3 separate regions of the Homo sapiens genome follow, and regions 2 and 3 are each linked to region 1. A link is a loop called in an ENCODE intact Hi-C map of the cell type or tissue named here. Cell type or tissue: PC-9. All regions are shown on one strand.

Region 1 (2,500 bases):
CTCCTAAGTGTCTTGAAAATAAACATTGTTGATAGTTTTAGGTTCATCATCAAATCAGAATCCCTGAAGTGAGGCCTGAGTTTGGCGATGGAGATGTGCCCTGGGTGATTCCAATGAAGAGCCACTATCAAGAACCACGGACTTAAATGGCCAATAGAGGTTCCCCACACCCACCATCAATAACTATATCTCCAAAAAGAATGAAACACAATATGTGGCTACAGAGAACTTTTCATAAACGCTACCCATTAATAAATATTAAATCTTGTTTTGTGCCAAATATATATTTTACATTATCAAAGTGCTCAAGAAATTTGGAGGATACAGAAAAATAAAAATGCATGTATATCTAAAAAGTCATCACAAAGAGAATCACTGTTCATGTTTCTTCTTTCCATTTTATTTCAATGCTTTGTCTTTTCTTTTTCTTTTCTTTTCTTTCTTTTTTTTTTTTTTGAGACAGGGTCTCACTCTGTTATCCAGGCTGGAGTGCAGCTGCGCATTCACAGTTCACTACAACCTCGAGCTCACAGACTCAAGCGATCCTCCCGCCTTAGCTTCCCAAGTAGGATAGCTGGGCACACACCATCATGCCAGGTTTGCTTTGTCTTTTAAGAAAATTTATTGACATAGCAGTTATCAGATTTCATATTGGCTCCATACACCAATAGACCTAAGCAGTTTTGTATCTTGCTTTTCAAATTTGCCATTATAATAAGCATTTTTCACTGTTTCATGCTTTAAAAGTCATCTCTGAAAATGAAATGAGGCAAACAGGAACATTTCTATCCGTGATTACACCAAAATAGAAATACAGGTACTTGCAGAGCACAGGCCAACAATATTCTCTGCTTTGGTGTCCATTTAGAATCCTTCAGATCAGCAGGAACTAGAACTTGAACTCAATTTCTGTAGCCACATTCTGACTACATTTGGTGTGTGATGCCCTCTACTGGCTATTCTAGGATGGTGCCTTTTCCGTTTGTAAACTGTGTAAGGACTCTAAAGAAGGGGGTTTAGATTGTGTCCATGCATGTTTGAATGTTCTGTGTCTGTATTTTTATTTATAGGTGTTGCCTTCATGTAGAATTGAAGCTATATGAATACAGGAGCCGGCTGTGTGTCTGTTTCCTTTTTTTTCATTCAAGAAACATTTTAAAAAATCTAACACATGCCAGGTATGGTGCTAGGAGGCTGGAGACACAAAGATGAAATCTCCACCTTCAAGTGGCTCATTATCTTAACTACTGGGAGAGACACAGTCAGGCAGGGGAACCTACTCAACATGCCTTGAGTATTCCAGCAGAAGAACTTGATTCTCTGTAGACCATGGTCTTTCTCCATCTAGAGAAATCATCCTCTCCAGTAAAGTGTCCAGATTTTGGAAAAACACATGTGGCAGAGCCAGGAAGAAATGGGACACCATCTTAACAGGGCAGATCCAGCAAATCAGTTCTGGCAATCAGTGGGGTTGACATGTCACAGCCAGCTTGCTGTCAATATACTTGGTAAATTAAAATTTATGATGGAGTGTAACACAAAAGTAAGATAAAATGAATGGCAATAATTCAGAGTTGTAACTGAGTTCCTATAAGGGAATATACTTCATTTTCCAGAAAAGTGTACTTTATATAATATGTAACCAATGAAGGAAGGTATCAATTACATTTTGAAAGCACTTTGTATTTGGAACTTTACCTTGCTTTCTGGGAAAAGAAATTCATATAAAATGAACCAGTTTTTTTTTTTTAATCTGAGGAAGACCTGGAGCATAGGACAAAGCATTTGATCACTTACATAGTTACCTTATATGTATTAATAGTTCTGTTTGACCGCATTATGCACAATTATATAAAAATCCTCTATAGATTAGCAAAGTCTTTTTTTTCAAACCTGAGGACTCTGATGATGGTATTGGCTCTACAAGGTTGGCTCCATACACCAATAGACCTAAGCATGACTAAACAATATTTATCATAAATATGAAGCCAGCAATTGCTGGTTGTATGGTCTTGAGTGAGTTACTTAACTTCTCTTCAGTTTTCCTTGTTTGGGAAAGGGTATAACCTACCTTATTGTAAAGAAATGGGCTTGTAAAGTATCCATCAGAATTCCTCAGTAGAGCACAGTAGGTACATCAAAATGACAGAGATGCAAGCTTAAGCCCTGGAGCCAGGCTGACTGGGTTTGAATCTTGGTGCTACACTTCATTAGCTTTGTGACTTTGAACAAATCTTTACTTTTCTGGGTCAGTTTCCTCATTGATAAATTAAGGATGATTATAATACCTACAATCATAGCATTGTTGAGCAGATAAAATGAGTTAACACCTGTAAAGTGCTTCGGAACATTTATGAACATATAGGCCTTAATAAAGGTTAATTGTAATTTATATTGCTATTCCTTTCAGCTTTTAGAGACACTTGCATCTTTTTGTAGTTCTATATTAAAACCAGGGAGAGACATCTTCCCGTGTATAAAATAACATTTCATTCAATGC
Region 2 (2,500 bases), 180 kb before region 1:
TTAGATTTACCTAAATTTACAGAAGCCACTAACTGGTGGGACTAGGAATAAAACTGACATAAGTCTGTGTTTAAAGCCCTTAATTTCCGTGCATCATTTGTAAAAAGATGACTGGAAGGGGTCTTTATTTTATTTTGAGACAGAGTCTCGCTCTGTCACCCAGGCTGGAGTACAATGGCGTGATCTCGGCTCACTGCAACCTCTGCCTCCCCAGTTCAAGCAATTCTCCTGCCTCAGCCTCCTCAGCAGCTGGAACTACAGGCATGTGCCACCATGCCCAACTAATTTTTGTATATTTAGTAGAGACAGGGTTTCACCATGTTGGCCAGGATGGTCTTGAACTCCTGACCTCAGCTGATCTGCCCGCTTCGGCATCCCAGAGTGCTGGGATTATCACAGGCATGAGCCACTGCAGTGGGCCAAGGTCTTTATTTTTGAACCTTGCATTTTCTATAGCACTTTGTAATTTTCAAAGTATTTTGTGAACAGTATCTTTTCTCGAATCTCTTAATAATTCTGTGAATAAGGCCGAAAAGGCCTCTTTCCCATTTTGCAGATGAAGAAACTAAGGCCCAGACAGGTTAAATGATTGACCAAGTTTCCAGAACTAGTAAATATTGGAACACCAATAAAAATGTAGGTCTTCTGACTCCTGTCCCAGTGTGAGATCCGTTCCTCTCACCACCTCTGCATATAAGCAAAGAACCATGTGCTGGAAGAGACTTGAGTGATCATGGAGTCTACAGATCTCATTTTTAATTTTCAGAAACTAAGATCCAGAATGGGGGCATTCCTTAACCAAGGTCACCCAATTATCCAATAACAGAACTGGCCCCAGAAATCAGACTCTCAATATTTGCCACTCTTTCAAAAAAAAAAAAAGAAGAAGAAGAAGAAGAAATTTGTAAGCAAAATCATCATCATTAAAAAGCATTTGAGGGAAACATTTTGCCAGTTGCTTTGGAATCATGAAAGAGGAAGCTTCAGGATGAAGCATCATTGGTTCCTGAGTTCTATCCTCAACCTGCACAGTATTTACCAAAAGATTTTGTTTCAATAATAAATTTGTTCATAAGTCATTAATATTATGCCTGTAAAGTCATAAAGTAATTTTTCCTCGGTGTTGATGTGTAACTTGCTATTAAAGATGTTTTTATGTAGGCTACAAGAGCCTTCAAAGCACAGTGTGTCTTGCATTAGAAACTTGAACTGTGCAGACAGAATGAGTCATTACAGCATCTGACACTAGAGGGCGCTCCGTGAGAAGGCTGGCTACACAAGCAGGAAGCCTCCTGGAGCAGCTGGAGACCAAAAAGGGAAGCCAAGAAGAGAAGAAATAAACAGTAAAAAGATACAGTATTATCAATGGATCCGATGTCACAAGCCACAGGATGGGCAATGAAAATGGCTGTGTCTGTGTGGGTCTCTGTATTTTGGTTTTGGTTTTGTTTTTGTTTTAATATAGCATTAGTCCAGAATAGGATTTTCATGTGGATACCATTAAATCCTCACAACCTTGAAAAGTAGGTATTATTAATCTCCACTTTATAGGTTAAGAAATCAAGGTTCAGTGAAATTAAGTGATGTGCCCAGGGTCATAAATGCAAAAGTAGTGTACTATTAACTCCTACCAATAGCATTTTCAAAGCAATAAGGCTTTGATTACTGAAGAGTATGTAATAACATCCTATTGTCTAATAAATGCCTTTCAATTGCAGAATTCCTTAGAATTTCTTTAGTTAAAACTGTTATTCCAAAATAAATAAATAAATAAATAAACTGTTATTCCACAACCTTGTCCTTCCATTCTAGCCAGCACAGTAATTTTTTTTTTGTCCATAAATATTTCATTCTGGATTCTCTTAAATGACTTTATTCCAACCTCACTTACTAGAAACATCCTCTTTTCTTCCTCCTCCTCTGAGACCACCTAACCTTCATGCCATAGGGTCTGCATTGACACCTCCTGTGGCCCTTACACCTCTCCTCTCTGATCCTGACTGTAGGGACTTCTTGAACCATAGTAGGTGCCAGATAAATACTGGCTGACAATGGTTCTCAAACCTTAATAGGCATCAGAATCACCAAGGGTGCTTGTCAAACTTGAAGATATTCAGAACTTACCCTAAGAAATTATGATTCTCAAAGTCTAGGATCGTATCCTTGCATATTTAACAAGGATCTTGGCTGATTCTGACATAGGTAGTCTGTGAACCTCATCTTGGCAAAATACTTCTTGTTGCATTCTTCTAATGATATGATTTGCCATTTGTTACTACTACTTGAAACATTTTCTCAAGCTGCCACACTTCTATACATTTTGTTTCTGAAGGGTGGAAGCTCTTAGAGGGCAGAGACCTCATTTTCTGTTCTTTCCTATTCTTCCCTTTCATAGCCATCAGATCCCCATTGTGTTGGCAGTTCCCAGGCACTTCTCTTCACCTACACCATAACTCTCTCCCCATGCCCTTTACCTGTGTAGCTCCCACCCCACTTCATG
Region 3 (2,500 bases), 140 kb before region 1:
TCACGCCACTGCACTCCAGCCTGGGCGACAGAGCGAGACTCTGTCTCAGAAAAAAAAAAAAAAAAAAGAATTTGTGATCATTGTAGGAATTCGCAGTGTAGGGGAAATGGTACAGATTTTATAATCAGGAAAGACCTGTATTCAGTTCTCCATTTGACCACTTTCTGCCAGAGCCATGGGAACAGTTTTTTAATTTCTCTGACCCTGTTTCCTCACTTGGGAATATGACTTTTGCAGATCTGTTGGAAAATATTAAGGCCAAGAGGGATTTAAAATGAGATGTTGTCTAGCACTGAGTAGGAGCTTAATATCTATCCGTTCCTTTCTGCTTCAGTCAAAACTGAGCTTCATATGTAGAATGATTATTGTTTGTATTACATTCTCCATTTTGAGTATGGAACCATGAATGCCAACAGCTTGATAATAAAAGGAGCCGTTTGTCAAGAGACAGTCCTGTAAGCGCTTTTTAACCTGGTAGACTGTGCATGTAAGGGCAGGCAGGTTACAAATGCGAATCCCCATAGCCAGCACACTCTACATACAGCAGATTCTTAAGCCATCTGTGTACTCTTTTTAACACTGTACTGAAGTCCACTTAAGTCAGAGTTCAACAAAATGAATGAATGTAATCCCAGGACTATGGAACTTCTCTGTGATTACATAGCACAGAGAACTACGGAATCATTTTCTGGAAGAATGCACCATGCGATTATGCTCCATGTGGAATTGGTATATATAAATGTTGGTAGACTGTGAGGATGAGGTTGACAGGTTGATCTGAGTAGAGACCCTAGGAGGAACCGAGGATACTATGTAGTTTTGTTGTTGTTACTGTTTTGCAGTTCCTGGCTGCTCTGTGTTGGCAGCTGTGTGCACGCTTTCTCTTTTGAGCCAGCGAGGCACAAGACAAGTAATTTCCCATCTTGAATCTCTCACAGCTGCTGAGCTGTAGTGGATATACTGGGATGTGGCTATGAACTTTAAAAATTTGCATAAATCCAGCCCCTACTCCCCTGCAAAGGCTCAGTCTTGTCTTTACACCTTCCCCGAGGTAATTATTTTCTGGGGGGTAGGGGTGGGGGTTGGGAGGGTGAAGAAAGGAAGAAAAAGAAGGCCGATCACACTGGGCACCGGCGGAGGAAGCGTGGAGTCCATTGATCTAGGTACTTGTGGGGAGGGGAGAACCCGAGCAGCAGCTGCAAACGGAAGGGCTGTGAGCGAGCGGGCGGGCGGGTGGCTGGCAGCGAGGCCACCAGCAGGGGGGGCCCGGGCCGAGGCCGCGCCACCTCGGCACCACGCGGGCAGCCGGTGCGGCGGGGTCGCCACGGCCAGGGGAGCGCTGGGTGCCCACCATGGCAGTTATGCAAGCGGTGACCCCCTGGTCTTGCCTCCCCGCCGCCCTGCACTCCTTCCTCCCCGCTGCCGACACTTGGATCTCTCTAGCTCTTTCTCTCCCCTGTGTTTTCAAACAGGAAGTGCACGGCTGTCTATAACGTGCTGCCGGGTCTCAGGATGGAGGAGTGAAGTCTCCTGTCGCCGTGGTTCCAGCCTCCGGAGCTCGCCCAAGCCGCGTCCCCAGAGAGCGCCCTGAGAGAACAGGGTGGCCGCTTGGTCCAGGTGCGCGGGGTCGGGTCTGGGTCCAGGGAGCGGGTCGGGAAGTCTGCGGCACGGAGCACTGCTAGTGTCGGATCTGCATCTCCAGCTCTGTGCTGCAGCTTCACTTGCCCGCCCCCCACCACTGGCTTCTCACCCGGGGTCTCTGCCAAACTCTGGCTGCTGCCGCCCTGGGTTCGGGCCGGCGGAAGGCCCTGGGCGTGCGCTGCGGAGCCGCCTGCGAGGACTCCACTAGGGCGCTTTCCAGGCTGGACTGCCCCGGGCTGCGCTGGAGCTGCCAGTGCTCGGGGAGTCTTCCTGGAGTCCCCAGCTGCCCTCTCCACCCTCTCCTCCAGCTGCTGCTGCCTGAAGCAGCAGCTCTTTGTTCCTCCCTTACTGGTCTGGGGTCATACACATAAATGTCCTGGGAGGCAGGGTGGTGGGAGGGTAAGGGGTTGGGACGTAGGGAAGAGGAAGAAGATGAGTTGTGGGTGAAGTGTAAGGTGGACAGGAGAAAAGAATCTTAGTGTCCATGCTCAGAAATCAGCTCTTCAGCTGCTGAAACAGAGGACCCCGGTTCCTTGGTTTCTGTTTTGGGAAAGCCAGGCCATGCCAAACAGAGGGAATTAATGATGCAGGCACACACCGGAAAGGTAGGGACCAGGAATGAGGCACAGCAGCGAGTTCTGAGATGTTTAGTCTGGTGTCTGGCTTGTTAACTCCACTGTGGTTTCTGAGCCAGGCCTCCTCGCTGAGACAGAAGGTACTTTAACATATGAGCCAGGCATCTTTATTAATTCCATTTGTCATCAAAGTAAAATTGAGAGTGACTTTTCTCAAATTCACCAGGTAGATTATACTTTCACTTCCACATCGTGTTCCATCTCAAATGTTCATAGGAGAATAA

What was found. Hi-C counts contacts between places; a loop is a spot of excess contacts. Peaks named below come from ENCODE experiments on the same cell type or tissue, not always from the same donor. Only the 100,000 strongest peaks of a DNase experiment are listed, where the experiment ranks them.
Region 2: a loop joins it to region 1, with 8 times the contacts of the local background. A loop is called at or near these places in 109 of 110 quality-filtered maps.
Region 3: it touches region 1 in a loop (9-fold over the local background); 54 of 110 quality-filtered maps call a loop at or near these places.

Annotation. Positions count from the first base shown.
Region 1 is chr1:89,986,447-89,988,946 of GRCh38, forward strand. LOC105378847 (a long non-coding RNA gene) reads left to right here. Exons shown (of 3, transcript XR_001738142.2): 3 at 1-372. It also overlaps the pseudogene RN7SKP272. Among named protein-coding and RNA genes, the nearest start is that of ZNF326, 7.4 kb to the right of the region's middle. In PC-9, CTCF peaks have their summits at 944 (motif pointing left) and 1,151; a DNase peak (open chromatin) is centred at 925; H3K27ac peaks cover 1,026 bases.
Region 2 is chr1:89,803,589-89,806,088 of GRCh38, forward strand. No RefSeq gene overlaps it. Among named protein-coding and RNA genes, the nearest start is that of LRRC8D, 16 kb to the right of the region's middle. In PC-9, CTCF peaks have their summits at 1,245 (motif pointing right) and 1,444; a DNase peak (open chromatin) is centred at 1,253.
Region 3 is chr1:89,842,166-89,844,665 of GRCh38, forward strand. It overlaps LRRC8D (leucine rich repeat containing 8 VRAC subunit D), which reads left to right. Exons shown (of 3, transcript NM_001134479.2): 2 at 1,473-1,617. Among named protein-coding and RNA genes, the nearest start is that of LRRC8D-DT, 22 kb to the left of the region's middle. RefSeq lists silencers at 405-699, 1,223-1,442. In PC-9, CTCF peaks have their summits at 1,263 (motif pointing right) and 1,462; DNase peaks (open chromatin) are centred at 1,046 and 1,496; H3K4me3 peaks cover 2,059 bases; H3K27ac peaks cover 2,500 bases.